Regions from separate parts of the Homo sapiens genome. Here regions 2, 3 and 4 are each linked to region 1. Evidence: chromatin loops called from intact Hi-C (ENCODE). Cell type or tissue: HCT116. All regions are shown on one strand.

What was found. Hi-C counts contacts between places; a loop is a spot of excess contacts. Peaks named below come from ENCODE experiments on the same cell type or tissue, not always from the same donor. Only the 100,000 strongest peaks of a DNase experiment are listed, where the experiment ranks them.
Region 2: a loop joins it to region 1, with 10 times the contacts of the local background. A loop is called at or near these places in 33 of 110 quality-filtered maps.
Region 3: a loop joins it to region 1, with 8 times the contacts of the local background. A loop is called at or near these places in 38 of 110 quality-filtered maps.
Region 4: a loop joins it to region 1, with 9 times the contacts of the local background. A loop is called at or near these places in 48 of 110 quality-filtered maps.

Annotation. Positions count from the first base shown.
Region 1 is chr17:10,873,159-10,881,158 of GRCh38, forward strand. It overlaps LOC124903926 (a long non-coding RNA gene), which reads left to right and starts at 2,030. Exons shown (of 2, transcript XR_007065619.1): 1 at 2,030-5,146; 2 at 7,314-7,737. In HCT116, CTCF peaks have their summits at 3,033 (motif pointing right), 3,232 and 6,149 (motif pointing right); a DNase peak (open chromatin) is centred at 2,983.
Region 2 is chr17:11,931,427-11,939,426 of GRCh38, forward strand. It overlaps DNAH9 (dynein axonemal heavy chain 9), which reads left to right. Exons shown (of 69, transcript NM_001372.4): 64 at 588-779; 65 at 2,454-2,645; 66 at 5,926-6,096. Among named protein-coding and RNA genes, the nearest start is that of ZNF18, 62 kb to the right of the region's middle. In HCT116, a CTCF peak has its summit at 4,544 (motif pointing left); a DNase peak (open chromatin) is centred at 4,525.
Region 3 is chr17:11,639,566-11,647,565 of GRCh38, forward strand. It overlaps DNAH9 (dynein axonemal heavy chain 9), which reads left to right. Exons shown (of 69, transcript NM_001372.4): 10 at 705-819; 11 at 5,066-5,134; 12 at 7,507-7,633. Among named protein-coding and RNA genes, the nearest start is that of DNAH9, 45 kb to the left of the region's middle. In HCT116, CTCF peaks have their summits at 4,901 (motif pointing left) and 5,107; a DNase peak (open chromatin) is centred at 4,906.
Region 4 is chr17:11,983,622-11,991,621 of GRCh38, forward strand. ZNF18 (zinc finger protein 18) reads right to left here. Exons shown (of 7, transcript NM_001303281.2): 3 at 7,353-7,542; 4 at 6,841-6,929; 5 at 492-576. Among named protein-coding and RNA genes, the nearest start is that of ZNF18, 9.9 kb to the right of the region's middle. RefSeq lists an enhancer at 7,670-8,000. In HCT116, a CTCF peak has its summit at 3,540 (motif pointing left); a DNase peak (open chromatin) is centred at 3,530.

The sequences.
Region 1 (8,000 bases):
TCCTGGACCACCCATCACAGGCTCCTTCCCCCACGCTCAGTGTAAGTGCAGCTTGCATCTTTGGCAGCCTCTGTATTCAGCTGTTGCCTATTACCTGTAGACTCTTTAGGAATGAGCCTGGCTGCCACCCAGGCTTCAGGGAGCCTCGATAGTTCTCCTTAAGTCCTGTCCTTTCTCTGACCTGAGGTGTTGGACCCGAAGCTTGCTCTCACACATGTGTGGAGAGCAACCCATATAAAACACCAATATCTCTCTTCAAAGATCTAATCCTTTGCATCTCTTTAACCTCCTGTGAGTCTCGGCTTTTTCCTCCATAGCCTGGAGACAGGTGCACATCTATTGAAAGCAGCAGTAGCTTTTGGCAATGCCCTTCGCCAAGCCTACACATGTGGTTCAGCATTACAGTGGGTGTCTACTTGGCACTCATTGTTTTTAGCTTTGGGGTCACAGCTGAAACTCTGAGATGACAAAAAGTCTCATTTTAATGACCTGTTTCACTTCCCTTTGGTTCACTGGGATACAAAGAGATGAATTTTTCCCAATATATTTTTAGAGGCATATTTATCATAAGAGCAGGCCAGCAGCCTCTCTGAGTGCTGAGGCCCTAATAGGGACTTGCAGTTATTGTATACCTACACCCCCACAAGGCCCCCAAAGATGCAGAGTGGACCTTTTGGTCCCTCTCCTCCCTTTGTCTAAGGACATCAGATAGTGATCATAAATATTCATCCCATCTATTTCCTGATGCTGGGAAGGGAAAATATTGCAAACACCACGAGCACTTGTTGAAGACACACATACGCCAGGCACTGTACCCAGAACTGACTCTACAGTGGTGATGGACAGGTCCTGCCCACGTGGATCCCCCAGTCTAGCAGACTGGACAACAGGATGGTGGCCTGGAGAAGAGGGTGAACATAAACTGGTGGACAAAGGGCCACATGGTTCGCCTCCAGAGATCTTCTTTAGAAAGGAGTCAAAGGGCTGGGCGCGGCGGCTCATGCCTGTAATCCCAGCACTTTGGGAGGCCGAGGTGGGTAGATCATGAGGTCAAGAGTTCGAGACCAGCCTGACCAACATGGTGAAACCCCGTCTCTGCTAAAAATACAAAAATTAGCCGGGTGTGGTGGTTCACACCTGTAATCTCAGGTATTCAGGAGACTGAGGCAGGAGAATCACTTGAACCTGGGAGGTTGCAGTGAGCTGAGATTGCGCCACTGCACTCCAGCCTGGGCAACAGAGTGAGACTCTGTCTCAAAAAAAAAAAAAAAAAAAAGAAAAGAAAAGAAAAGAAAAGAGTCAAGGGTGAGCAGTGCAAGGCTGAACAGCTTTCCATATTAGCCAAATACACCACCTCCGTCAGGATCCTCCCTCATAGAAGTCACCAGCACAGAAATGAGTCAGAACATTGTCACGTGAGCAATGGGAGCAGAATCTCCCCTCCTCGTGTCCTTGCTGCTGGGCCACAGGCCAGTGGTAGGCCTCTAAAGGGTTTAGAGTCACACAGGATGATGAAGGGGACAAATCAAGAAGAAAAGAAAAAAGGGAGCTTGCCAGGCACCTTCTTCTGCACCTCCAATTCCAAATGCACTCAGTGGATGCGTGGGAAGTGCTGAATCACATATGAAAGCAAAGCTTTAAACAGGATAGACCAAGCTTTAACAACAACAACACAAAAGCTTGAATGTCTACGAAGTTGGATCTGCATCTCATGGAGAGCCCAGGAGGTTTTTGCAGAGTACAGCTGGTAATAAAAATATGGAGGATCTAGGCCAGGTGCAGTGGCTCACGCCTGTAATCCCAGCACTTTGGGAAGCCAAGGCAGTCTGATTGCTTGAGCTCAGGAGTTAGAGACTAGACGGAGCAACATGGGGAAAACCTGTCTCTACAAAATACAAAAAATTTAGCAGGGCGTGGTGGTGAGCACCTGTAGACCCAGCTACTTGGGAGGCTACTTGCTTGAGGCCAAGAAGTTGAGGCTGCAGTGAGCCGTGATCGTGCCATGCATTTCAGCCTGGGTGACAGAAGACAGAAAAAGACCATGTCTTAAAAAAAAAAGAGGAAGATTTACCATGCCTCAGAGACTAAGTGCCTTACATTGTAATATAAAGTCTTTGAATCCTCACAATGACCCCAGGAGGTAGGTGCTGTTATTAACATCGTCCTTTCCTCCATGAGGCTAATAAGACACAGAGAGATTAAGTGTCTTGTCCAAGGTCATAGAGCTAGAACCTTGACTCCAGAAACAGCATCTGCAACCCCCAACCCCCCACCCTCGCGGCCTTTTGCCTATTCTGCAATCTCATGAAATTTCCTTTCCTTCTTTGAGGCCAGGAGCTCTCCAAGGTGCTGGAGAGAGGCCCAGAAGCAGCGTAGAGAGGCAGCCCCGCCAGACCCTGCAAGACCATAGTAAGGACCAGGATTTTATTTTGAGAATTAAGGGAAACCACAGGCGTCTAAATGAATCACTGCTGCTTCCGCGCTGTCATAGCCAGCACTCTGGCTGTGTCTCTATTTAGCACTTGAGAGCTGGCTGTTTACGTGCCTACTTCTCCTTCTGGACTGGAAATGTCTTAGAGCAGGGACTGCATCTTAGCCATTTTTATATCTTCTTCACGCTGTCCCAGTTACACAGCACAGTGCTGGCATATATTAAACATTTAGTACCTGTTTATTGAATGAAATTAAAGTAGAAATGGATTCTTAATTATCTTTGAAAAATCTCATTTTCCGGCAGCCCAATTAATTTCAAAGAGACTCAGGAATTTCTACAGTATCATGGCAATAACAATGGTAATGTTAATTCCGGTTACTAAGCTCTCAGTGTTACATGCTGGGATTTGGGCAAAACACTTTATATCACCCTTAGTATATTGAGAGAGAGGTACTCTAGGTCCTCCCAGTCACTGGTAGTCCTTTCCCAAGCAGAAGACTCACCTGGGCGAGCTTATAAATCCCAGAGGTTAAGGAGAATACGATTTCACAGGAGTGGCCACTAGGTGGTGGTGTGACACCATCATCACCTCGCCGTGGGCTAGTGGGCAACTTGGACCAATTGCGCGGGGCCGGTGGAGTGGCTGGGGGCCTCTTGGGAATCAAGATGGCCAAGATGGGGGTCTGTGCACCAAACTCTGTAGTTGAAGTTGAGGGCTTTCCAGTTTATGCTGCCCATGAGCAGATGAATGGAGAGGACTCTTACTAAGCCAGGGTGCATTTTCTTCTTGTTGAAATCTGAAAATTATTCACTTCATTTCAACTCAGTTGAACAAGACATTATTGAGTCTCAGCTCTCACTAACACCCCCTCTGTCTTCACACCCTCTATTTTAGACTGGATTGGGGTGTGGGGACAGGAAGGCCACCAGTCCCAGTTCTCACATTTATGAAGAACATGATTAGGCATTTAATGTTGCATTCAAATAAGGCCATGCATACGATCATTATATCCCTCCCGATGTTAAAACAGTTTATTCGTTCTTACGAATAATGGTATATTTAAGTTGTACCATTATTTTTGTGCTCTTTTTTTAGCATACCTTCGTTTTAAAAATATGTCAGCATCTTTAGATATTGGAAGTATTTAGGACTCCTTTCTCAATTTTTGAAGAGCTACCTGTTTGAAGAGCAACTAAAATGCTTGCAGTCCCATCAAAATAACTAATCGACCACGCTTTCTCTGATTTTATTGTTTTTGCGCTTGCTAATTTCCACTTCTGGAACAGTTTCTTCTCTGTCTTAAGTTGATCTATTCCTGCCTATTCTTCAGATTTTAGATTGGACATCACCTCCTGTGCAAAACAAGAGCTTGTTAGGTGCTTGCTTTTACCCCATTGTTATTCTTTCTACTATGCTGTAATTCACGAATCCTTCTCTGTGTCCCCTAAAAGATCAGGGGTTCTCAACTTGGGGTATTTGGACCTTTAGGCTATCCATGATATGCCCTTAAAATTTTGTATTATTTACTTACTGCCACAATAATACAGAATAAGAGCAACCACAAAACCTCAGTGGCCCATAGTAAGTGAATATTTGTTATGTGTCTAGAGTCAGCTGAAATTCAGCCAGGCAGGGGTCCTGCCACTCTTGGATGGGCTTGTTTACACCTCTGGGATTACCTGACTGCTGGCTGATGGAGATTGGCCCTTGCTGCGGCAACTGAGCCGTGTTCCACATGCTTCCCATCTCCCTTCTGGACTAGAAGGCTAACCCAGGAGGTCCTTCTCATAATGGTTGTGGAAATGCAAAAGATCAGGCCCCAAAATGCAAGTCTGTTTCATCAGCTTCTGCATTGGCCATTCCCACTAACATCCCTTTGACCAAAGCAAGTTACATGGATGAGCTCAAATTCAAGTGGTGGGGAAGGCCCCCCTACTCACAGAGGGAAGGTTGGCCATGCTGCGTGGCCAAGGGCATCATTCAGAAAAGAGAGAAGAATTAGGGCCATTGCTGCTATCTACCATGGATTGTATGCCAAAATACTGTATATTTTCTGGAAAGATGATCTAAGGCTTTTACCAATTTCTTACTGGGACCCATATCTGCAAAAGTTCAAGAACCTCTGATATAGACCCAACTTTGAGTTTAGGGACTATATTTTCTTTATTTGTATATCTTCAAAACCTAAAATATAGGGCCTTGATCATAACAGGCGCTCAATAAATGTATGTAGAATGAATGAGTGCCTTTTGTATGCAGGCCATGTATAGTATTAGGTTCTGGGGATACAGAATTTAGCCAACCAAGGACTCTATTCTCAAGGAGCTTCTACTATGTGTGCTCTCTGAGAGAGCTGTTTTTCAGGGGTTGGAGTCAGGAGGCAGGTGGACATCCTTCCGCCTCAGCCAGTATGTGTTTGCATCATTATGATGCCTTGAGGGTGAAATTCAAGAAAGAACAAGTTCAGGGGAAACATAATAAACAAAGATGCTCAACTTCTGGGGTCCCAAATGTGAATTATCCTGCAGAAACCATATGCTGTGCAAGTAAACATATATGTGGGCATAAAAAAATAGAAGTGGAGACCTCATATTTGTTGGTGTCACAAAGTGAATAATGCATTTTCTTAGCAGCTAGTTCCAGAATCCCGGTCCAACAAGGAGATTGCCTCTGTCCAAGAAAATATCTTGATAAGCTGCTCAGGGCAGAAGGTGAGAGACCCTGAAGGCATGGGTGTCCAGTGAAATGAATTGTTTATTTTTTCCTCACAATGCAGGAAAGAGACAAAGGAGATAGAAGAAGTGGAATAAGGGGAAAGATAAGAACTGGAAAGCTGAACCATAGCCCAGACCCAAGCAGGAGAAAGAGCAAGAAATGCCTATGAGAAAGCCGGAAAGAAACCCCTGGAATTTGGAAGAAAATGTCTAAAAGGTTGTTTTCAGGAGATGGCTGGAAGGTGTTCTCTGGGACCCTCCCTCATGACTCCTAAGTAACCACACTTGCAAATGCATCTTGCATTTTGTTTCCTCCAGCTTTGTTTTGGTTTTGCTATCATGGAACTGAGAAAAAGACTGAGTTACTCATCAGGATTGGTGTGGTCCCAAAGAGATATCACTTGGTAAATGTAGTAACAGATTTAGTAGCAGGACCCTGGAGATGGAGGTTTCTAGGCTTGTGCTTCTGAAGTCTTAGGGACTTGGGGAAGGGTCTGGAAGCTCAGAGACTGTGGAACCATGGGATATCAGGGCATCTGTGCCTGGCACTTGCTCTACGACACTTTCTACTTGTAATGTTGGGCTGGTTTCTTAAATGTTCTGCTTCTGTTTTCTCACCTCTAGACTGAGGATAATAGTATCTTCTTCCTGGGGTCTTGGGGAGCTATCTAATGAGAAATGGAGACATCATACAAGACATAGCACCTGGCACACACACTTATACATGTTAGCTCTCATTATTTTAGATGTCACTGGGTTGTTATTATTATTTCTTTTGTTGTTCCCAGTAGCTGACATTTGGGTAGCATTGGCCTGGTGGACTGGAAGCAACACAGGACTGAGGGTCAGAAAACCAGTCTGGTCTTTGCTCCTCCCCTAAACAGCCATGCGACCTTGAGGAAGTCACTTTGCCCTTCCAGGCTTCAGGCTTCCTCTTCCTCCTCTAACTGAAGAAATTCGACAAGACTTTCTCTGAGGGTTGTTTTTTCCCCTCAACCTGTAGGAGGCACCATGGCCCCGCAGCTCCCAGCCTCACAAAGCCTGTTTTGACATTGGAGGAAGCAGCCCTGTTGCAGTCCACGGTCCACTCCGAAATCCATTTTCCCCACTCAGCATAACACTGAAATGAGACTGACTTGGTGTGTTTGTTTACACCCCTTGGGAAGTTATTTCCCCTTTCACTTAATTACCTGATATCCAGACATTGCTGTGCAAAATTCGCCTCAAATACATTTTGTAAAGTCATCTAGACTTGCTCCTCTGGTGCTTTGATTAAAATGTGCAATCTTCCCCAGGCTTCAGCACCTCATTAAATAATTGCACCTCCAGTGAGAAAGTAAACAGCACACTCCGGGGGCACAGAGAACAAGATAAACGTGGTGCACATCCAGCAGCTATTTTATACTCCATCCCCCGGGCAAACACATAACCTCTGGCTTAAGGGCTGGATGGATACTGGCTTTAAGTTGCTTTCTTTTTGCAATCTTTTTGGGAAGGAGTATGATCTAGAAGCAGAGCAGAATCTCCTCTCCCCGCCCTTTCCCAGCTCAGTGTCTGCTTAACTTGGGCTCAGCCCCGGCGGAAGGACCAAGGGTTGGTTGTTCACTGGGAACCTGGCTCATCCCCTAGCAGCAACTTTGCATGCAAAGTACCAGGCGTGGGGGCTGGATACAGAGCACATTTCCTAGAGGGTGTTGCAGTGCTGTTAAGGGATTGGCAACTTTGAATCAAGTCCCACCTTTCTCATTAATTCTTGATGTTGACCTTGAGCATTTCACTTTACCTTTTCTGACCTTCATTTTCCCCCTGCCTCTTCTATAAAATGAATCTGGGGTACGACTATAGAGGGAGTGGCTGAGTTAGGATGGAGGAAAAAAATCAGTGGAAAAGATGAGGTCAAGGAACTGACTCACAAAGCCTATGATGACAGGTGATGATAATGACCAACAGCACAAGGAGCCACCTTTGGGCTCCAGGATAGGAAGCTTGATTCAAGATGATGTCCTAACCACCATGGTCCCAAAAAAGGCTGAAGGATGCTGGTTGGTGAGGGTGTTGGTGGAAATTTCTTTTCCGTGGCATTACAACTCCAAGGTATGGGAATTGAGGATCTAACCACCAGGCTGGCATAGATTCTTCTTGAATTTGTCTTCTTGTTCCACAGGGAATGGCAAGGAACCTGAGGAACCAGCGTGAGGAAAACCTGGATGATCTGACGTCTTCCTCACTTTATCCCTACCTGTCCACGCCTCCATCCATCCACCCATCCATCACTGATCAAGCTCTCACTATGTCTATAGTGTAGAAGGTGCCACCAAATGCAATGGAACCTCTTGTCTCATGTGTCTACTTGCATCTTTAAGTTGATACACGGAAGGCACAGTCCAAGCACAGGATACTGGAAGCTATGGAGGTACAGTGGCCTCTGAGCAAACTGAAAACTCTCTATCACTAAAGGGTTGGGCATACAGGGTATCTCCTCTGCTCTGCCACCTACCTTGAGGATGCTTTACATGTGGCTAAAAGTGGAGGCAGAGATATTTGGATAAATAAATGCTAGAGAATTGGAAATTCCTAGGACAAGTCAATTTGGATATGTCTATGTCATCCTTTTTTTTCTAAGAGACACGTAACTCTGATCCTTAAGGAGTTAGAGAGTTCCCATAGCTTAGGGTCTGGAAGCCATATTCCTTTTTATGTAACATCCTTGAATATGCTACTCGTATACCCTAAATTTACTCTGTAATTTTTTTTTTTTTATTTGAGAGGGAGTCTCACTCTGCTGCCTATCCTGAAGTGCAGTGGTGTGATCTTCACTCACTGCAACCTCCTCCACCCAAGTTCAAGCGAT
Region 2 (8,000 bases), 1.1 Mb after region 1:
GAAGACCATGTAACAGTCAGAGTCTCAGAAGATTTTACTGACTGTGTGACACCCTTGTAGTGTAGGAGTCCAGCAGCCCAACTCTGGGCGGGAAGCTTCCACAAAGATTCAAGGAGCAAAACACATTCAGTACCCCCTGTACTCTTTTTCCCAGCTTAACTCCCAGGCAGTGATTACACCTGCTAAGGTTCCACAACAGGCAAGAAAAGCATGGTAGGAAGGGAAGATATTAGAGATGGTGCCATGGCATGTGCACCCACACCCCACACCCCGGTACATAACATTCTTATTGCATGTCACCCTGATCCCCATCAGCTACATTAGTGAACTTTATTAGCACATCCGTATGCATAAACTTGAACCCTAAACCAAACCCTATTATCACCTGAATCTAAACCTTAATTCAATGCTCAGCTAACCTGACCCTTCCACACGTTCCCCCCAGGCTGTAGTCTCGCTGTAACTCAAACCCAAACCAGAATATATGGTAATGTTTTCCAACACGAACCCTGATTGTAACCTCACCCTAGCCAGCCCCGTATAAGAGAAGTTGTGTGCGAACCTTAAAAGCGACACTCTCATTTCAGGACACTCTGGAGATGTGTTCTCGGGAGACGGAGTTTAAGAGCATCCTCTTTGCTCTTTGTTACTTCCATGCGGTGGTGGCAGAAAGACGAAAATTTGGGCCCCAGGGATGGAATCGCTCATACCCCTTTAACACTGGAGACCTCACTATCTCTGTGAATGTCCTCTACAACTTCCTGGAGGCCAACGCAAAGGTAAAGGCCATGGACATTCAGGGACCAGCCAGGTTGGGAGAGGGTTAAAATTATTTAATTTTGAGGGGTGAATCAGAGGGGTCTAGGATGGGGCCTGAGAATGTGCATTTCTAACAAGCTCCCTCGTGATGCAGATGCTGCTGATTCGGGGACCATAATTTAAGAGTGTAACACATGGTCATGTTCCAAGCCCCACTCCCCATTACCTGACAGCCAGATTATTTGAAACCTTGATAGTACAAATCGGAGCCCATGCATCAACATCATTGGCAGGACCTGGGAGCTAGTTAGAAATGCAGAATCTCAGGTCCCACCCAAACTTACTGAATCAGCGCATTTTAACGAGATTCTCTGGTAATTCGTATGCACGTTAAGGAGGGATGATGCAGTGCTATCCTACAGAAGGGGCATGAGCACACAGAAGGGCTGCACCCCACACAGGTGGGATGAGGCAGTGCCAACCCCAGGACTAACCCAAAGGCTGAGAATAGTACAACTGTGAGGTGAGAGCCATGGACGCTCAGGAAGTCTAACTAGAGACTCACACAGTGAGTCAGTCCCATGAGAGTTTGTCCCGGGCCCCACCAGACCATACCTATGTCTTCACAGCATGGCAGGTAGACTGTGATCAGCAGGAAGAGACTTCACACTCGCCTGATATAAGTTCCCAAACTTCGCTAACAATCAGTGCTCTTCCAGTTAAGGGAATATTCACCTCGTCAAGGTTATTCTAGTTCAGGAGCCAAACACAGAGTCAACAGGGCCACCACCTCTTCCTCGTGGGGAAAACGAACCAGGCCCAGATGCCCTGAGAAATCCTTCTGTCTCCAGCCCTTGGGCCTGGGAAGCCCACTCAACAGTAATCTTTCATTGCTGGCTTTCCTCCAGTGACCTCCCTCCCTAAGTCTCACACCAATGAACTTGTGGGCTTTGTTTATTCCCTTTGAACTTTCAAAGGGGACAGTTAATCTTGTCATTAAAGGCAGAAAATTAGAAAAGTACTCTGGTCCTCACTTTTCTCCATTTGACATTCACCTATTTAAAGAATTTCTAGGTAGAGCCTGCCTTCACTGTCACAGTTAAAAAGCTTGAAAGAGGGAAGGCATATATATATGGGGCGTGGGGTTGGCAACTTTCCTGTCTTCACTCTTTGATGTAATTCTTCAAGCTTTTTTTTTTCTTCTTTTTTTTTGAGATGGAGTTTCGCTCTTGTTGCCCAGGCTGGAGTGCAATGGCATGACCTCAGCTCACCACAACCTCCGCCTCCCGGGTTCAAGAGATTCTCCTGTCTCAGCCTCCCGAGTAGCTGGGATTACAGGCATGCACCACCACACCCAGCTAATTTTGTATTTTTAGTAGCGATGGGGTTTCTCCATGTTGGTCAGGCTGGTCTTGAACTCCCAATCTCAGGTGATCCACCCGCCTCGGCCTCCCAAAGTGCTGGAATTACAGGCGTGAGCCACCGCGCCCGGCCTTCTTCAGGCTTTTAATGAACTCCCCAAACACCCCTAACCCTGCTGGGCACTGAGGGTATGGAGAAAAATAAGACATTGCTCTCAATCTCAAGAAGCGTCCCTCTCTTGTGGCTTTCTGTGCTGCCCAGATGGGAGGCCAGCCCCGACGCCTGTGTGGAGGTCTTTCTTCCTTCCTCTCTTTCTTTCCCCCATCACTCAGGTCCCCTATGATGATTTGCGCTACCTGTTTGGAGAGATCATGTATGGAGGCCATATCACAGATGACTGGGACAGAAGACTCTGCAGAACCTACCTGGGGGAATTCATTCGACCAGAAATGTTAGAAGGAGAACTGTCTTTGGCCCCAGGGTTCCCACTCCCAGGCAACATGGACTACAATGGTTATCATCAGGTGAGACTCTGCTCTGTGCTTCTGATGTCGTGAGGGTGCTCACAGGGCCCTGGGTATTCCTCCCACGCCGACCTGCACCACCAGGGAAGCCTCTGCTGGGACATCACCATGGGCTGCAGGCAGGGGCTGAGGCAAAAGGGCTTAGACAGCTGAGCTCATGTCAAATCTGGTCCTATGCCCCAAGCCTGCCCTGTTTAAGTTGAGAGATACGGGATTTCTAGCCTCAAATTAATAATCAAATGGAGCCTTTGGAGATCTTTCGATTCTTGATGATTGGTTCAGTCATTCTGTGTGTTGCTGTTTTCTACAAATAACATCTGGGACAGTTATTTGGTTGTTTTCACTTGGGATGTTGACAAACCCATTTTTTTTTTTTTTTTTTTTTTTTTTTTGAGATGGAGTCTTGCTCTGGCGCCCAGGCTGGAGTGCAGTGGCGCTATCTCTGCTCACTGCAAGCTCCGCCTCCCGGGTTCACGCCATTCTCCTGCCTCAGCCTCCCGAGTAGCTGGGACTACAGGCGCCCGCCACCAAGCCCGGCTAATTTTATTTTTGTATTTTTTTTAGTAGAGACGGGGTTTCACCCTGTTAGCCAGGATGGTCTTGATCTCCTGACCTCGTGATCCGCCCACCTGGGCCTCCCAAAGTGCTGGGATTACAGGCGTGAGCCGCCGCGCCTGGCCTGACAAAGCCGTTTTTCATGGAGCAAAATTTCAGGCAAGACCTTAGCCAACTTTTGGTAAAGTTTCTGTGGGTGATTCTAAATATCCCTGGAGGAGCATGGTCTTGTGCCAAGATCACTCAGGTCACTCACCCCTCCCACTCCGTGTTGGTGGCTATGAACACAGGCACATACCGCATACGTATGCCACAGTCAGCATTCTCATGAAGGCTTTCTTTTCTTTTCTTTTATGAGACGGAGTCTTGATCTGTCACCCAGGCTGGAATACAGTGGTGCGATCTTGGCTCACTGCAACCTCCGCCTCCCAGGTTCAAGCTATTCTCCCTGCCTCAGCCTCCTGAGTAGCTGGGATTACAGGCCCCCACCACCACACCCGGTTTTTGTATTTTTTAGTGGAGACGGGGTTTCATCGTGTTGGCGAAGCTGGTCTCGAACTCCTAACCTCAGGTGATCCACCTGCCTCGGCCTCCCAAAGTGCTGGGATTACAGGTGTGAGCCAGCACGCCCGGCCTCATGGAGGTTTTCTTACTATTACTTCGGTCTTTTATGTTACTATTACCACAGCTATGTTTAAAGTATTCATCTTTGCCTATTTCACCTTCCATGGAAAACATTCCAAAAGATTTTTTTTTTTTTTTTTTATAAGACGGAGTCTCACTCTGTCACCCAGGCTGGAGTGGAATAGCGCGATCTCGGCTCACTGCAACCTCCGCCTCCCTGGTTCAAGTGATTCTCCTGCCTCAGCCTCCTGAGTAGCTGGGATTACAGGCGTGCGTCACCACGCCCAGCTAATTTTTGTATTTTTAGTAGAGACGGGGTTTCATCATGTTGGTCAGGCTGGTCTCGAACTCCTGACCTCATGATCCTCCCACCTCAGCCTCCCAAAGTGCTGGGATTACAGGCGTGAGCCACCGCGCCCGGCCCGAAAGATATTTTTTAGCAGTTTTTATTGGTAGGCTTTTGAACATGCCTAGAAAAACTCTTGAATATAAAACATAAGGGAAATATTGATCACAGGAATATTAACTGCAAGCTTTAAAAAAATTTCTTTAATTCATTAAACTTAAGGGTAAATCGTAAAAGTCATTTGATCCAGAAAAATTGGACCTATAAGAGGAGATTTAAAACAATAAAGCTCTTTAAGGAAAATAAGAGGAAATGTTTTTAACTACTTCACCAAAGGCAAAAAGGCTTTTCCCGGGAAAATTGTGCAACAGCGTCCCCTAGTGTCCATGGGATAATTCGACAGGAGGCTGGAGCAAGTAACAGGCAAAGGAAGTCTGTTTTTCTTATTCAGCAAGGGTGAAATCGATTTGCACATTTCCAAATGACTGAGGTACACTCTCTTTCTTATACTTCTCTTTAATGTGTTAGTTAATAGATGGTTCTAGGGCATCTACATAGAGTCCAGGCCTGCACAGAACGCTGGAGGAAATACAAAAATGAACATACAGATCGGCCCTTGAGGAATGGGCAATCTATTAGGCTAGGTGTTAATAACACCAAGGAATCGTCAAAATCATATCAGGAACGGAACTTGAGGGATATTTTCCCACCATCGTATAAAGAGCCATGAAGAGGCGCTCAAAACATTCAGAGCCAGGCGCGGTGGCTCCCGCCTGTAATCCCAGAACTTTGGAAAGTCAAGGCTGGAGGATCACTTGAGCTGATGAGTTAGAGACCAGCCCAGGCAACATAGTGAGACCTCATCTCTACAAAAAATAGAAATAAAAAATCGGCTTGAGCATGGTGGCATGTACCTGTATTTCCAGCTACTTGGGAGACTGAGGTGGAAAGCACTTGAGCCTGGGAGGTGGAGGCTTTAGTGAGCTGTGTACTCTACTGTACACTACTGTACTCTAGTTTTTTCAGCAGAGTGAGAGCCTGTCTCACACACACACAATAAAATAAAATAAAATAAAACTGAGCCTTAGCCGCTGGTTAGGATTTTTAGGCATTAGGCATGGCAGACTCTAGCCACTAGCACTGGCCACAGAAAGGAGCTGCTAGGGTGACACATAGTTTCAAAATTTTTTTTATTTGAATACCTTTCACCAGGGGCGCAAACTCTCCAGTTCGCAGCCAATCTCACCTCCTTCGTCCTAAGCCCAATTCACTTGTTTATTTTGCATGTGCCATCCCATGTACATGTTCAGGTTTGTCATATCTGATTTAGATGGAGGGGAGAGAAAAGAAGGAAAGGTCTGGAATCCTAGAAGAGCTTACGTAAAATCACTAGGGAGGGATTCGTATTTTTGAAAGACTATGAGAAGTCCTCCTCTGGTCTGCAGGAAAAAGAGTCATCAGGGAGGAGTGGGAGGCATTGGGTGTGGAGATAGATAAAGTCATCTAAGCCTCCCAGAAAAAAGAGAATGATAGAATGAATGTGGAAGTTTTGGGAAACGGGTCCAGCCGACAAAAATGGATGATGTCAAGGTGCACTAATAGGTGGAGAGGGTGATGAAGTCAACCAGGGATGGTGAGCAGTGTCCCCTGGAGGAGGGATACTAGCCCATGGACTCCCTGCAGAGGACAAGCCGGTGTGGGAGATGGGAGGTACGTCCTGGTTTCTTTTTAAGTGAGCTTGCCCTTGATTTTCAGTACATCGATGCTGAGCTGCCCCCAGAATCCCCCTACCTCTATGGCCTCCACCCGAACGCAGAGATTGGCTTCCTGACCCAAACCTCAGAAAAGCTCTTCCGCACTGTGCTGGAGCTGCAGCCTCGGGACAGCCAGGCCAGAGACGGAGCGGGCGCCACAAGAGAAGAAAAGGTGTGTGTGGTGGGGACTGCCTGAGGTCGTTCTGGGGGACCCCGAGGATCATAGATGCACACCTTTCTCCTGCTGGCCATTTTGGCAGTACACAGCATAGACAACACACAAAGCACCAACCACCTGCAGCCTGGAGATGCTTGCCTGTCACCGCCAAGAGCCTCTCCCCTCCCGTCATCACCATGCTGGCCATCAGTTAAATCATAGGAAGTCCCTGCCATTGGGTTCAGCAGTTTTCTTTGCCAGTCCACCCAAAGTCCATTTTTATTCAGCTTCTCTGCCAAAGTGAAGAAAGGGCAGGGCTGAACAGTGGTGGCTTGGGAACCTTGAATGTGACTTCTTGATCCCCTGGCAAACCAAGCAAGGATGGGTAAGGGGTTGCCCCTGAGCACCCCCACCTCAGTTCACCAACCAGATGCCAGTGGGGAAGAACACAGTCCTTCATAATGCAAACGCCTTCCCTTCGTGTGAATGGCTTCTAGTCCGAGAGTCTCTAAATACACAGTTACCTGCCACTAAGCACAGGACTTCCTGAAATTTTAGGAAGGTGGAAGGGAATTATGGAGTAGAAAGGCAGACCAGGGTGAGGTGTGGGTTTCAGGACAACCCAAGGCAACATGGGGGCTCTGATCCTGGTGTGGGGGTAGCTGAAGATAAAGAAAGAATGGGCCTCACACCTGTAATCCCAGCACTTTGGGAGGCCAAGGCGGGCAGATCATGAGGTCATGAGTTCGAGACCAGCCTGGCCAACATGGTGAAACCCCATCTCTACTAAAAAATACAAAAATTAGCCGGGTGTGGTGGTGGGCGCCTGTAATCCCAGCTACTCGGGAGACTGAGGCAGGAGAATTGCTTGAACCTGGGAGGTGGAGGTTGCAGTGAGCCAAGACCGTGCCACTGCACTCCAGCCTGGTGACAGAGCAAGACTGTCTCCAAAAAAAAAAAAACAAAAAAAGAATGGGCCACCAAAGGGAAATTTCTCCATGAATTTTTTTCTGAGACAAGCTAACCAACTTCCTAAAGATGTATTTGTACCAACTGACATCCACCCCATGGTACTGCCTGGATTTTTTTTTTAATTTAATTTTTCTAAGAGTAAGATTTCACTCCATCACCCAGGCTGGAGAGTTCAGTGGCATAATCACAGCTCACTACAGCCTGCAACTCCTAACCTCAAGCAATCCTTCCACCTCAGCCTCCTGAGTAGCTAGGACTGCAGGTGTGTACCACCACGCCCTGCTAATTTTTTAACTTTTTGTAGAGACAGGGTCGCACTATGTTGCCTAGGCTAGTCTTGAACTCCTGGGCTGAAGCAATCCTCTCATTTTGACCTCCCAAAGTGCTAGGATTATAGGTGTGAGCCACTGCACCCGGTCCTAGCTGGGTTCTTTAATTTAGAGATGCCATTAGGTTTACAAGTAAACATCCTTGGGAAGATTATCAAACTTTTAGCCTCTAGAGACTGATTTTAGGAAAGCAAACTGATACTAAAAGAGTTGGACTTTTATATAAAGGTATGGAGTCATGTCATCAAAATAGTATTTCTCAAATTTTAATATGCCTAAGAATGTGCCAGAGAGATTGAAATTCTGACTCCGAGGTCTGGGGTTAGGTTGCATTGGCAACCTAGTGATTTTGATGAGGTGAGCATACTTCGAGAAAGCTGCTCCATATCACTCTACTCAGTCTATTCCACTATTTGATGTATAATTTGAAAATAAAGAGAAGAACCCACCCAGAATGAATAATGTTCCTAGATCTAAAACTGGAAAAGGCTGAGACTGTATAAGTAATAGACTTAGAATTCTTCAGTCAAGGTTCAAAGAAGGTTCTAATGCTTATCATTTCCTTATCCCCTCCCCCAGCTAACCCAAGAAATGGGGTGTGTATGTGCTTGTGTATTT
Region 3 (8,000 bases), 770 kb after region 1:
AGAAACTCTGGAAGTTAATTAAGCAGGGAAGATATTATTCCCATTTTATAGATGTGAAAATTGAGACCCAGGGTGATTGAGTTGTCTGTTTAAGGGAGTGTTTCAACCCTGACTGTTCAATTAGAGTCATCTTGAGAGCGTTTTAAAAAAACACTCAATTGTGGCCAGGTGCAGCAGCTCACGCCTGTAATCCCAGCACTTTGGGGGATTGAGGCGGGTGGATCACCTGAGTTTGAGACCAGCCTGATCAATATGGTGAAACCCCATCTCTACTACAAATACGAAAATTAGCCACGTGTGGTGGTGGGTGCCTGCAAATCCCAGCTACTCAGGAGGCTGAGACAGGAGAATCACCTGAACCTGGGAGGCAGAGGTTGTAGTGAGCCACGATTGCGCCACTGCACTCCAGCCTGGGCGACAAGAGTTAGACTCCTTGAAACACTCATGGCTGGGCCCCTCCCAGAGCAATGAAATCAGAATAGCTTGGGCATGGGACCCAGGTCCCCTGAGGCTGGGAGTGTTCGTCTCAGGGTTACTCTTTCTTCCTCTTTAACAGAACCCCCCAGGAACTCCAGTGTGCTCCCAGGTGACTTTAGTCTGGAGATAATGAGGCAAAAGTGGAGTACTTGGTGGGAGGTGTTTGCCGAGCGGAGAGGACTGAGGTGCTCTAGACTCATTTCGGTCTGTCTGTGCCATGTCTCCAGGGTTCTCCCCGGTGCACAAGAACATGCCCACCGTGGCTGGCGGCCTCCGCTGGGCACAGGAGCTGAGGCAGCGCATCCAGGGTCCTTTCAGCAACTTTGGACGCATCACACACCCGTGAGTATTGTGTTCCTGAAAGACAGGCTTGTCTTGGGCTGCTGTTCCTGCTCTAGAATCTGAGTGTTGTAGAAATGCAACCTGCTTAACGAAGGCCAGAAAATCATCTTCCTTTCTTTCCATTTCCAGCAAGGGATTAGACACCTATTGGCAAAACAGTCATGATATTGATGCATTTGGACTGAAGGGCAGGGCCCTTGGTGTTAAGTGCTGTAACTGGCTGACTCATTTTGCTCTGGGGGATTCATTTCTGGAGGACAGTGAGCCAGGGATTTTAAGCTCTGTGGAGTTCTTCCACACGTCTCCCTTTGACATCATGTCTCCTTGCTGCTGAGGCCACTGGAAAGTAATGAAGCCCAGTGTTTCCTCAAGTGCAGTATGAGGTCTCTGTCCATCAGGATAACTCTGGAAAACCTGTTAAAGATGCACATTCCAGGGCCTCACCTGTCACTGGCTGAATCTGAATCTGGTGTGGGCTGTGAATCTGCCCCTTCAGCAAGCTCCTCCTGTGATTCTGACGGTGACCAGGTTTGGAAACCCTCAGCTTGCTTCATAGCTGAGGTTAGAAGCTGAGATAGAAGCAACTCAGCTGCTAATTGTGATGTTGTGTTTAAGACGCTGGCTGAGGAAAGGCAGTCTTTCTCTGATACCTCTTTCTAAAAGACTTAATCTTGCTGACAGCACACAGGTTTTGGAAAACACAACAGAAGGAAAAGAATCAAACTCTGGCCATTGGACTCACAGGCTTTTTGGAGTTAGGAAGAGCCTTAGAGACCCTCTGGTCTGGCCCAAGTGGGAAGACTCAACACCATCAGAGGCCAGACAAATGGATGGCCAGGATGGGGTCTGCAGGGGGCCACCAGCACCCCACTCCAGCATTGCCAAGCAGAAAAGCAGACCCAATGTGAGCAATCTCCTGACTGTTGGAGATAAGCTGGAAACTGGATTTTAGAGTTGGACATCCAATTTTCCAATGATCAAGGATTCCATTTTTTCTCAAACTCTGTGCAGAACTAACAAAGCATGCCTGTGAGGCAGGTCTGCCCAGCGGGTGACCCATTTGCAGCATCTGCTTGGGTGTGGGCGAGATCTTTATTTTCAGATGAAGAAATGGAGGAAATGAAGAGAGAAGGGAGGTGACTTGCCCAAGGTCCTAGAGACAGCCAAAGAAAGAACTGGAAGAAATGCCTGATTCTCCAGGCTCCTAATCCAGAATGCTTCCCGGGGACCCCCCAGCCCTGGAAGTTTGGCGGGGAGTAGATCTGAGCCCTCATGCATCTCAATCACGCAGCAGAAGGCAGAAGGGAGAAGATAGGTGAATGGGGTGGGGAGGGGTGCCAGGGCTGCCCCTAGAATGTGGACTGCCACAGCTGTCACAGGTCTGGTTCCCAGGAAGCAGACCTATGATGTGTGTGCAGGAATTTATAGAGATCCTTTCAGGAACAGCACTCATGAGGAAGGGAGGGGAAACAGATCGGGCAGAGAAAGAAGTTGAGCTGCTGAGCTGCAAGAAAGTTGCAATGGGGGTCTCAGCTGGTCCTCCAGGGAGTTTGGGCCCTTCAGAGCTGTTCTGCCTCCGTACCCCTACATCAGCTGGTAGGATGTGGGCTTTCCTGGGGAGGGGCGTGACCTTTGGGTGAGGCAGCTCTCTCTGGCCAAGGCTGCTCCCAAAGAGGGAGGCAGCGGTACTTCTGCAGCAGCCAACACTCCTGGCTGGAGGGGACAGGGCGAGGCAGGGGTTGAAGCAGGAAGGTTTGGAGGTGTACCAGGGCCTGGTCCCAAGAGGCGATCTGGAAGGCACACAACAGAGACCTCTATAATTCCCGTGAAAACTCCCCCTTGTTTTAAAAATGAATTCAAATGTGTATTATGGGCCGGGCATGGTGGCTCACACCTGTAATCCCAGCACTTTGGGAGGCTGAGGCGGGTGGATCCCCTGAGGTCAGGAGTTTGCAACCATCCTGGCCAACATGGTGAAACCCATCTCTACTAAAAATACAAACAATTAGCCAGGTGTGGTGGGGGCAGGGGGCGGGGGGCGCCTGTAATCCCAGCTACTCAGGACGCTGAGGCAGGAGAATCACTTGAACCTGGGAGGCAGAGGTTGCAGTGAGCCGAGATTGCGCCATTGCACTCCAGCCTGGGCAACAAGAGCGAAACTCCATCTCAAAAAAAAAGTGTATTCTATTCTATAATAGGTATTGATTGGTTATTGAAAATGTTTTAGATTCCTCACCATGAAGTGACATGGGAACTGCAGGAATTTCACTGTGCTTATTCCTGTGACTTCCCAGACCCACTCGGCCACACGCCCACGTGAGAAGCCTCACTCTGCTCTGGCCTCATTCTTTTCTAGATACAAAACTGAGACCCGGGGTTGGGGCCTGTGGGGCTTGTGGAAATCACACAGCTTGGCAAGGGAAAGCGCCCATTCGGGCTGGAGCATATTCTACCTCTCCTTGCTGCCTGGCAGATGCATCTGCTCTTTCATCACAAACGTGGACTGAGTAATCAGGGGGAAAAAAAAACGCCAGCAAATTCATTGCTTTCTCTGCAGGCGCTAGGGCTTCTGTGGAAAGCTCGAGGGATCTGATGAAGAAATCCTATGTTGGTTTAAAGAGCAGATGGATTTTAAGGAATCTCTGCAGTAAGCTGCCTCATTTTGCCAGCAGGTCAAATAGAAACAAACCACCACATAGTTAGTGTGAAGATTTTGAAGAATTAAAGATACTTCACCAATTTCTTCCAGGACTGGACTTTCATTAGTGTTGTGGGAAGTGTCAAAACCAGTTGAGGGTAACCGTACCTCGAGCCACACTCTCTTCCGTGGTCCTTAGCATTCCTGCAGAAGCCTCCATTTGTGTGTGCACACTTGTGTTTACACATGTTATATGTACGTCCATGTGCACTTTCATGTATGTGTATTACATGTGCACATGTTTCAGGGGTAAGAGCTGGGAGGGACCCTCATGTAAAAACGTGAAGAAGTGGTAGTGTTTCGGATCGCGTGTTCTAGATGGATTTCAGAAAAGGGGAAACATATATTTAAATATATAAAAAACATGTTAATATATCTGTACCTATATAGATATTTACCTGGCATATAGTGTTATAGACAATCATGTATTACTTCACAATGGGGTTATGTTCTGAGAAATATATCCTTAGGCAATTTCATCATTATGTGAACATCATAGAGTGTATTTACACAAACCTATGTCTGTGGTCTAGAGTATTGTTCCTAGGCTACAAATGCCCTATGGTCTAGCTTAGCCTAGGAGCAATACGCTCTATGATCAACACGCTCTATGATCAATATGCTCTATGATCAATACGTTCTATGATCAATACGCTTTATGGTCTAGCTTAGCCTATGATCAATACACTCTATGATCAATACACTCTATGGTCCAGTGTATTGCTCCCAGGCTACAAACCTGTGCAGCGAGTGACTGTCCTGAGTATTGCAGGCAATTGTAGCACTATACTAAGTGTTTGTGTATCTAAACATATCTGAACATAGAAAAAGTACAGCAAAAAATAAGGCATAAAAGATTTAAAAAATGGTACGCTTGTGTAGGACACTTACCATGAATGGAGCTCACAGGACTGGAAGTTGCTGTAGGTGAGTCAGTGAGTGGGTGGTGAGTGAATGCGAAGGCCTAGGACATTACTGTACACTTTTATACGATTGGCAGCACAGTAGGTTTGTTTACACCAGCATCACCACAGCCATGGGAGTAATGCGTTGCACCATGTCAACAGGCAATAGGAATTTTTCAGCGTCATTAAAATCTTATGGGACCGCAGTCACATACGTGTATATATGTTGACCAAAATGCCATTATGTGGTGCATGACTGTATATAACATTGATGGTCTTAAATACAGAAAATTACAGCACCTAGAATTTTTTCATATCTCAATTTCCCTTTTATTCAGATTTTTGAAGGACCTCACATACCTTGTGTGTGACTGGCTCAGCTAGGTGAGGGTGCTGGTGGAGCTGCGGGCAGGAAAGGTTATGAGAGCTCTGACACTTGCGGAGCTGCCTGCGTTTCAGGAAGTGCAGATGCCCTCTAGTGGCCAGAGTAAGATGTTCGCGAAGAAGAAAGGCTCTTTCAGGGCTGTTTGGAAACGAGCCAAGGAGCTATTCACGCTCTTCTTTGGAGACTGCAGTTTGTTCCTCGGATTATTACTTTAACTTCTTCTAATTCTGTGTCACTTTTTCTCTTTTGTACGAGTAGTTGCATGGAATCTGCAGAAGGAAAGCGAATGCAACAAAAATATGAAGATATGCTGTCATTGCTAGAAAAGTAAGCAACTTCTGGCATTGCGTGGGTCTGCAGATTGCACAGCCTCCATGCTGCCTTTTGCAGCTCCGAGTTTGTGCAGATTCCTCAGTGGCTCCGAAGTATCACTCTATGTTTTATGTTATAACCACGATATTTGTGAGTACAGTATTTCCGGGTTGCACACACACAGGGTATCTGGGGAATTCAGCTGTATTCTGGAAATAAATACTTTTCCAGTGTAGTTTTGCTGGGAGTGTGAACTAGAGCTAGGAGTGGGGTGCTACTCATGGAACTCCGAGACGGATGTCACGGAAAATTGCAACAGCTGCTTACTCAGCAGAAAGCAACAGTGCATGCTGCACAAAGAGGCAATAAGTTTTAAAAAGTACTTCCTGCATCATTTTATTGAGAAAGCATAAGAGTGAAAATTTTATATGACTTCAAAGTTGTAACTGCTTTAAAGCTGAATAAGTCTTTCCAGGGCTTAGGGTCTAGAAACAGCCATTGTCTTGATTTCTCCTTCTGCCATTTGTTCTTTCTCCTGGTTCAGGAGGGAAGAATGGTGGCCGTTGAGATTATAATTGTGATTATGCTTAGCATTGTTCCAGACAGATTAATTAACAGCACCTCTACCTGGCAAGTAACACACATTCCACCCCTTTTACCTCTAAAATAACTTCAAGTCCATCCACTCCTCTTTGTCTCCACCACCAGTGTCTTCACAAGAGACTGGAACTTCTCCAGGCTGAACTGCTGCAGTGGCTTCCTAACAGTCCTTGCTGCCTCCAGATCTGTTCCCCTCAGTACCCACATTGTTACCAAATCCAATAATGTCACCATAGCCACCACCAGCTGGGAGGCCTTGCGGTGGTTCTCACAGCCTCCTTAACATGACATGAAAAGTCTTCCTTGAGGTGGTTTTTGCCTCCTCGTCACCACCTCCAGCCTCTGCCATGCTCTGTAGTCCTTGTTTCAAGCACACAGTTTCAAGCATGCTGTTTCTCACCTCTACCCTTTGGCTACACCAGGAATGCTCACTCTCCCTTTGCCACCCAACCTCTGGCCATCCTCTGAGACCCAAGCAAGCATCCCTTCATCACCTCTCCTATGAAACCTTCCCTGACATTCTCCTTATCATCCCCAGCCTTCCACCTCTGCTATTAGGTGCCTGATGTCCTGTACATTTCTCTTTTTCTTTTTCTTTTTTTTTTTTTTTTTTGAGACGGAGTCTTGCTCTGTCGCCCAGATTGGAGTGCAGTGGCACAATCTCGACTCACTGCAAGCTCCGCCTCCCGGGTTCACGCCATTCTTCTGCCTCAGCCACCCGAGTAGCTGGGACTACAGGTGCCCACCACCACACCCGGCTAATTTTTTGTATTTTTTGTAGAGACAGGGTTTTACCGTGTTAGCCAGGATTGTCTCGATCTCCTGACCTTGTGATCTGCCTGCCGTGGCCTCCTAAAGTGCTGGGATTACAGGTGTGAGCCACCACGCCTGGCTAATTTTTTTTTTGTATTTTGAGTAGAGACGGGGTTTCTCCATGTTGGTCAGGCTGGTCTCAAACTCCCAACCTCAGATGATCCACTTGCCTCGGCCTCCTGAAGTGCTGGGATTACAGCTGTACATTTCTTTAGGATTGCAGTTGCTGCACTGTGTCAGGGTGATCTGTTGGCCTGCGATCCCCACCATTAACTGCCTTTACTGTCAGGTACTCATCCATCATTTGTATCCCCGAAGTCCAGCACATGGTAGGTGCTTGGTCAGTGTGTCATGACTGAATGATGAACGTCCATGAGCTACGTAAAGATTAGTGTGAGAGCGAATCTTCCCCAGTAACTTCTTGCAACATTTACTGAGACTAATCACAACTTCCTTATCCCCTCAAAAGATCTCATGGGGTCTTTCTCCTCTTCTCTGATTTAAGCAATGCTACCTTTAGAAATCTGTGGCTATGGCCGGGTGCAGTGGCTCAAGCGTGTAATCCCAGCACTTTAGGAGGCCAAGGCGGGCAGATCACCTGAGGTCGGGAGCTCGAGACCAGCCTGAACAACACAGAGAAACCCCATTTCTATTAAAAATACAAAATTAGCCAGGCGTGGTGGCACATGCCTGTAATCCCAGCTACTTGGGAGGCTGAGGCAGGAGAATCACTTGAACCCGGGAGGCAGAGGTTGCAGTGAGCCGAGATCACATCATTGCACTCCAGCATGGGCAACAAGAGCGAAACTCTGTCTCAAAAAGAAAGAAAGAAATTTGTGGTTACTCTCAGAAGCTGACCCAGCCTGGTTGGGTCAATGACTAGTAGTATCTTCAATTTATGTTACAGATCATGACCAGGCACCGGTGAGCTGGGAGGGGGCTTATGAGGTGGCTGTTGTCTCTGACCCTTGCAGGTATGAGACAAGACTTTATGAGGATTGGTGCCGGACAGTATCAGAGAAGTCACAGTACAATCTTTCCCAACCACTTCTAAAACGTGACCCAGAGACGAAGGAGATCACTATCAACTTTAACCCACAGGTCAGTTGGCTGACAGTAGCTCTCTTTTGGGTTCCTGAAGAGTTTCTTTGAACTCTGCTGATTTCAAAAGCGTAAAGACTTTTATTTTTTTGAGACGGAGTTTCACTCTTGTCGCCCAGGCTGGAGTGCAGTGGCGCGATCTCAGCTCACTACAACCCCTACCTCCTGGGTTCAAGTGATTCTCCTACCTCAGCCTCCCAGCACAAAGACTTTTTATAAGAACATGCAAAAGATTCTCAAAATAATTTGTACCCTGGATTTCTTTTTTGGGATGAATTCTGGGGTGTAGTGTTTTATTAAGTTGTCCATGTTCACATTTTTCACTAGGGTTGCTCAATATATTTGCTTCAATTTTGCACAACAGGAA
Region 4 (8,000 bases), 1.1 Mb after region 1:
AGGCAGGTGGACAGAAAGGTCTGTAGACTACCTGGCAGGCTGGTGTGAGAATCATGATGGGGATCCCACCAATGGTTGGTTGACAAGTGTGGTTTAGTAGAAAAGAGCATGGACTCAGAACCAGCCACAGCTGAGTTCCATCATAACTCAGCCCACTTATGAGCTATGTGGCAGTGGGTAAGTATTTGATCTGACACTCACTTTCATCAGGCTTAAAATGAGAATACCATCATCAATTTCATAGATTAAAGAAGTTACTCCGTGCAATGTACCCACAAACAGTTCCTGGCACACGGAATACTTTCAATACAAGGAAGTTCTTACTGTTAATTCTGCTAGCTCCAACTTGCCCCAGTTCCCAACTGTGTCCCTAACGATTTCTTTCACCTGGCGATTTTCAGTTCAGCAGATGTCTCTATAAGTGCATGGAAAATGCCTCACAGTTTTCCAGTCCTTCTACCTCCTTCCATCAGACTAACCCACACCCTCACCTCCTGAGACCATTTTCCCATAGGTCTCCAGCATGAGATCCCAGTATTGCTCCTTTTGAGTGGAATCCAGTTGTCTCCACTGTTCCTGGAAAAAAAAAAAAAAAAGCAATACAATACCATGACTCCAATGAAGGTGTTTGAACCTGCCTTCCCTGCCTAAAGGAAAGCTGAGAAGACAGAAACGTGCCATAGGATCCTGGCCATCGCAAGACCTGAGAAATCCCAGCAGAGTGGTTCAAGGGACAAAGAGGCCAAAGGGAAAACAACAGTCCCTATATCAGTGTTTCTTTCCTTGGTAAGAAAACATCTAGGCTTTACATTCTGCACCTCTTCAGGTGAATTATTTAAAAGTGGAGAACGTATAGAGGGCAGGAGCCTTTTCCATACTATTTGTTTTTATTTGGGTTTTTTTTTTTTTTTAGATGGAATCTCACTCTGTCGCCCAGGCTGGAGTGCAGTGGAGCAATCTCTGCTCACTGCAACCTCCACCTCCCAGGTTCAAGCGATTCTCCTGCCTCAGCTTCCCGAGGAAGCTTGGACTATAGGCACATGCCACCGTGCCTGGCTAATTTTTGTATTTTTAGTAGAGATGGGGTTTCACCATCAGGATGGTCTCGATCTCCTGACCTTGTGATCTGCCCGCCTTGGCCTCCTAAAGTGCTGGGATTACAGGTGTGAGCCACCTTGCCTGGCCGGTACTATTTGTTTTTTGTTTTTGTTTTTGTTTTTTAACTCAAGTGCTTGTACTAGACGTCTTTGAGGAGGAAGAGTCTGATAGTCCCACTATTTAATTAAAATCAGGAAATTCAAAAAGCAAAGAAAGAAGTTAAAAAGGAATCTGTTGGAAAAGCAAGTGCGAATCAGTAAGATGTAGTTAAGAGTCAACTGCATTGTAAGCTTCACCCTGAAACAAAGATTGGTATATTCAGAGAAGAGAGAGATGTTATAGCCATACTTGAAATATCTTAAAGTTCTGCATTTAGAGTCTAACATTAAATTAGTTTTCTTTCCAGATAGTGGAAAACTGGTAGGTTCTCTGGAGCAAGGTGTCCCAATCTCCAAAAGAAGCCCTGCTTTTCCTATGAAACGACAGACTGGAGACTCAAAACTGGGAATACCATACAGCTAGGGTCTGCTTTCATGAATTCAAATTTCAGTCTTCTACCAAGAAGCTGACTATTAGAAACTCAGATTGTATAGCAAAGGGATTAGCAGCCCATTTTTTGGAGTCAGACGTACTGAGTTTTAAGTCCCAACGTTGCCACTTTCTAGCTGTGCAACCTTGAGCAAGTTATTTAACCTTCCAGAGTTTCAGGCCTCACCTAATGATGGCACTGAACTCAAAAAAGTGTTGTGAGGTTTGAGATAAATAATGCAAGTGTCACCTGTTTTCATAGCACACTGTACTTTTTTTATTTATAGTATTTATCCATTTATTAACTATTTATGTGTATGTACAAATGTATGTGCACACATGTAAGTATTTGATTAACTGTTGCCTCTACTAGCAATGTAAGCTCCATGAGAAAAGGACTCTGTCATCCTCTCCATTGTATAATACCTTCCCAGTTCCCAAGACCCTGTCCAGGACAGAAGAGGCACTTGATATATGTTACCAGGGTGAAATAAAGCCCTTAGCAAACAGGTCCTCAGTAGATAATATATATTATTACCATCACATGCAGTCTCCCAGTCTCACCCCAAGGGTTTGCAGAGAGAATTAAGGGATTCTGCACACTTTCAGAAACCGCAAAGTGGATAGACATGAATAGCCAGGCTTCAGGGAATAGAAATGAGGAAAGGAACTACAAAGTCATCCTCCTACTGTACACAATATACTGTTTGGGGAAGGCACTCTCTGATATGATTTGGCTCTGTGTCCCCACCCAAATCTCATCTTGTAGCTCCCATAATTCCCATGTATTGTGAGAGGGACCTGGTGGGAGATAACTGAACCAAGTGGGCAGTTCTTTCCTGTGCTGTTCTCATCATAGTGAATAAGATAACATCCGATGGCTTTAAAAATGGGAGTTTGCCTGCACAAGCTCTCTCTTTGCCTGCCGCCATCCTTGAAAGATGTGACTTGCTCCTCCTTGCCTTCCACCATGATTGGGGGCCTCCCCAGCCATATGGAATTGTAAGTCCAATTAAACCTCTTTCTTTTGTAAACTGCCCATTCTCAGGTATGTCTTTATCAGCGGTGTGAAAACGGACTAATACACTCTCAGTCCTAAGTCAAGTCTGCCCCCTAGCACATCAAAGGGAAGTGGAAATGGCTCAAGGAGAAAAGAGATACCAAAAACTGTTCAATTAGCAGGTGCTAAGCCAAACACACAAACGAAAGAGGGTTTGGACTTTTTTGGGTGGGAAGGATAGGAAGCTGAAAAGCGACCTCAATATACTGAATTACACAGTCAACTATTAACTATAACCACATTTTTAATGTGAACTTTAATTTAAATTTTTTAATTTTTAAAGTATAAACAGCTAGCAGCTTATTCTGTTAATCTTCTGTGAATGCAGCTATTTTAACAACCTCCTGAAAATAATCACTTGAGCAAACATTGCTGAACACAGGAGTTCTCAGTCTTTGTGGTCAGAACACATGGACCTTGGCTTCAGTGCTAGCAGAGAAAAGGATGCACTTGCCAAGCACAGTAATATCTGCCTGGCTGCCTGGCTTGCTGACACAGGATCTATTCCATGAACACCAGAACAGTAACTACCAAGAAGAGTACAAGGCAGAAAAGGATACAGCCACCAAAACCCCCAAGGGTCAAAATCAGCTCACTCAAAAACCAGAAAAGTTGCTTCAGGAGCACTAACAGGGTACCTCCAGCTTAAAAACACAAATTTACTCAAGAAACTGCCAAGAAGCTGGGTACTTCGAATAAAACCTCCTACTGAAGAGGCAAGACGCCAATGGCAGCCAGCTTGCCTCTTTCTCATATTTAGAAGAGACGGAAAAACCTAACTTTCTATCCTGAAAGACAGACACATGGGATTTGATGGGAAAATTCTATTTTTGTGTGGAACTGGCACCATCTTGTGGGTTTATAAGATATTACAACTGACTTACACTTAGTTACACGCTGTTCCTTTCCTTTAAGTCTGAAAACAGGGGAAGGTGAGTAAATGCACTGCTGGAGTCTATGTGAGGTTCCAACCGAGTCATGGTTTCCACTAATGAAATAACTACTGTGTACTGATAGTAATACCGTATCATTATTCTGGCATTATTTATGAAGTTCCTCACTTATTTAAGAGATTAGAGGGAGTGATTAATTTAAAAATTCCTTTTACTTCCAAAGGATTCCATTAAATATCAAAGTCTTTCTGATGCAAATAATTGCTGTTAGTTTGGAGGGGATATTCAGATTGGGTAGGGACAACTTTTGTTCATTTGACTTAAATGGTTGCTAACTAGTTATCATCTGAAGGTAGGGAAATACAGACACACATATATATGTAAATACGGTTGTAAAAAACAAATTGGTGCTGATGAGCATTTTAAATCTTTTGACTTTAAGTTATCCAGAACAGGTGAGGATACTCTGTACCTACTACAGAAACAACAATAATCCTCCAAGCCTGGTTGACATATTCCACAGAACACCCAAATCTTTTTCACCAAGCAACATCTTGCTTAACAATTTGGTTTCTGGGCACCTTGAAAGCAGGCAGAAGGGTACCTTTGATTCACTAAAAAGATATTTCTCTCCCCTGCCACCTCCCCATCCACCTTCCCCCAGAGTAAACTATGAAATTGGTATTCTAGTTTTTATATATCTGAGCCTGGAGAGCTGAAGCTCAGACCCTGGTCTGAAACACAGCATTACCTACTGCCTTCTCTATTTTCATATTCACGCTACAGCAGATTGCAAGGCAAGTCCCAAGAGGAGTTCCTTCAACGTTTTAAATGATGTTTTAATTAAGATGTATAGGTTCGTGAAAAAAAAATTTTTTACAAAATACAACTTTTCAAAATTGTTAACTAAATATCAACATAAATCTGTCCCAGAGACTTTTATGTACAAGCAAAAATGAAGTATTAGGAATTGTTGAATTTACCTTCTGCCTGAAACAACTAAAAATGGGACAAAATGTATGAAACAATAGTTTTCAGACATTTCACATTACACAAGCAGAGCAGAACAAGATCCCTGAAAGTGGGAAAGCAAATTCAGTGAGCTCTAGTTATCCAAACTTACTGCCTAGACAGAGGATCCAGGCAGCAGCACAGGAAGGGAAACCCAGGCTGAGCCAGGCAGCCTCCCTGAGTTGAGCAGAAGGAGCTCAGAGTCTGGAAATGCCAAGATCCTTAGAATCGACAGGGTAGAAAAACTGGAGAGAAGGAAACTGCACAAAGAGAAAGCTCCAGAGATCTACAGAGCGTCCCCGCAAAGTCTGGAAAATAACCACCCAAAAGAATCAGAGGGAACAATCCCCTGAGTTCACACAGTGCTGGAAACAGTTCGTATTTCCACCAGGCAAAGTGGAAAACCTGGTATATGAAGGGGCATCAGATTACTCAGAATACTCAGAAGGGAAGTGCCTTAGCATGGAAAGAATAATCCTCGACTAAATGTTTCTCTGGTGCCATGTAATAAACTGTGTCCAAATAACTGCACCCCATAGCAAAGTTCAAGAACATTTATAGTAATACAAAAATATATAGCACCCCACCAATGTGATACCCAATCAAAGATTACCAGGCACGGGCAACATAGTAAGACACACAAAAATTTAAAAATTAGCCAAGCAGGCCGGGCATGGTGGCTCCCGCCTGTAATCCCAGCACTCTGGGAGACCCAGCTGGGTGGATCACTTGAGGTCAGGAGTTCGAGACCAGCCTGGTCAACATGGTGAAACCCCATCTCTACTAAAAATACAAAAATTAGTCAGGCATGGTGGCACACGCCTGTAATCCCAGCTACTCAGGAGACTGAGGCAGGAGAATTGCTTGAACCAAGAAGTCGGAGGTTGTAGTGAGCTGAGATCGCGCCACTGCACTCCAGCCTAGGCAACACAGCAAGACCCTGTCTCAAAAAAAAAAAAAAAAATTAGCCAAGCATTGTGGCACATGCCTGTAGTTCTAGCTACTCAGGAGGCTGAGGCAGGAGTATGGTTTGAGCCCGGGAGGTCAAGGCTGCAGTGAGCTATGACTGCACAACTGCACTCTAGCCTGGGAGACAAAGTGAAACCCTGTCTCAAAACAAACGAAAAAGACAAAGATTACCAGGCATACAAAGAAGTGGGAAAATACATCTCATAATGAGAATAATCATTGATCAAAACTGACCCAGAACCAATGCAGGTAGTAATCAGTAGATAAGGATATTAATACAAATACAACTATATTCCATATGTTCAAGAAGCTAGAGAAAAAATTGAACACATTAAGTATAGACATGAAAGATACAATAAAGCCCCAAATCAAACTTCTAGAGGTGAAAAATTCATCTAAAATGAAAAATATACTGGAAGAGATTAACAGCAGATTAGATGCTGTGAGATGAAAAGACTAATGAACTTAAAGACATCAAAATAGAAACTGTCCTAAATGAAACACCAAGACTTCAAAAACAGAATGAAAAATATACTGGATGAGATTAACAGCAGATCAGATACTATAAAAGAAAAGATTAATGAACTTGAAGACAAACAGAAATTGTCCAAAATAAAAGACCAAGACTTCAATAACAGAATGAAAAATATACTGGATGAGATTAACAGCAGATCAGATACTATAAAAGAAAAGATTAATGAACTTTAAGACATACAGAAATTGTCCAAAATAAAACACCAAGACTTCAAAAACAGAAAAACAATCAGTAAGCTGTGGGACAACTTGAAGAGCTCTGATACATGTATATACATTATCATTATACACATTCCACAGGTATTATTTCCCAAGTCCTTAAAGGAGAGGAGAAATAAGCGAGACAGAAAAAAAAATGCTTTAGAAATAATGGCCAAAAATTTTCCAAGTTTAGTGAAAACCATACACCCACAGAGCTAGGAAACTCAATAAATCCCAATTACATGAAATGTGAAAATGACTCCAAGGCACATCAAAATCAAATTGTTTTAAAAAATGAGAATACACTGAAATAAGCAAATATATATATATGTATATATATACACATTATATGCATAAGAACAAAGATAAGAGTACATTTGGCATGATTCTATTTTTACAAAACTCTAGAAAAAGTAAACTAACATATGGTGACAGACAGCAGATCAGAGGTTTCCTCAGGATGGAGAATGGGGTGAAGAGAAGCAGGAGGATGAGATTATAAAAGGTAAAAAGTTTCCTTTTCATCGCTTTTGTACGTCAGCTCACCTGAGGTGCTGCTGGGAGCAGTGAGGCTCCGAGGTCCTGGTCTCTGATCAGCCTTTCCTCCAGTCGGGCAGGCTGGGAGGCAGCCAGGGCTGAAGTGAGGAGAGGAAGTTTTCAGAATCTGGATGTCTTCCTTAACCACTCCCCAGAGGGCGCAGATAACAATCTTCACAAATCAGAACAATACCTGAACAATACCTGTACTGCCATCTATATTTCAAGACTTGTGTTTATCTCCCTGACACACTCCAACCCCCTCCAACATTCCAGTCTCACCCATATGTTCTCCCACCTCCTTCCTCAGAGCCAAAATCCAAATGGTCTGGCCCAGTCATAAAGCAGTTTAAAACACAGACTTTGACTCTCCAAACAAGAGCGGTTTATTTAGGTCTAACCTGTTTGCAAACCTCTCAGGGATACGCCAATCTGAGCAGCATACCATTTCAACTCACTTAGGCCTACTAATCACAATCCCAAAATCTCTCCAAGAGAACACCACACAGCACCATCCTCACCTAGTTCTGCTTCTGTGTCAGATTCCTCTTTCACGATGTGGCTCAGAAGCTCCCCAGGCCCTGAGGATGAATTCTCAAGTCCCAACTCCTGAGGCACCACTTCAAGATGGGGCTCCACTTCCCCCACTTGGCAGCTTGGAGATTCCATCTTCTCTGATAAGATGTCCTGTCCTAGAACCTGGATACTGATCTAGAGACCATATATTAATTAGTAATTACTGAAGAATCCAGAGTAAGGATCTCTAAAAGACACAAAGCTTACTCTCTACAACAGATCATAAGACAATTTCTAAGGATGTGGAGAAAGAGAAAACCAGCTTTTATTTCTAGTCCAGCAGGAACCAGGGAAAGAAACGTCCCAAAAGACACCAAAAGCTGAGGCCCGAATCAGGCGTGGGAGACCTTCAAGACATGCCACTAACGTGCTTCTACTGGATATGCGCCACCAATGAAAACTCAGGCATCTTTTAAATAACTTCTCAAACATTCTAGTCTAAAGGTGGAATGCGCTGGGAGACTTTACCCTCAATCCTCAATAGCTAAAGAGTGTTGAGAGTCAGAGAGTGTTAGAATTACGTGAGGTATGGGGGAACCCAGCTGTGGTATAATAAGAAATACACATTTAGTCTTTGTCCCCAGTTCCCATTC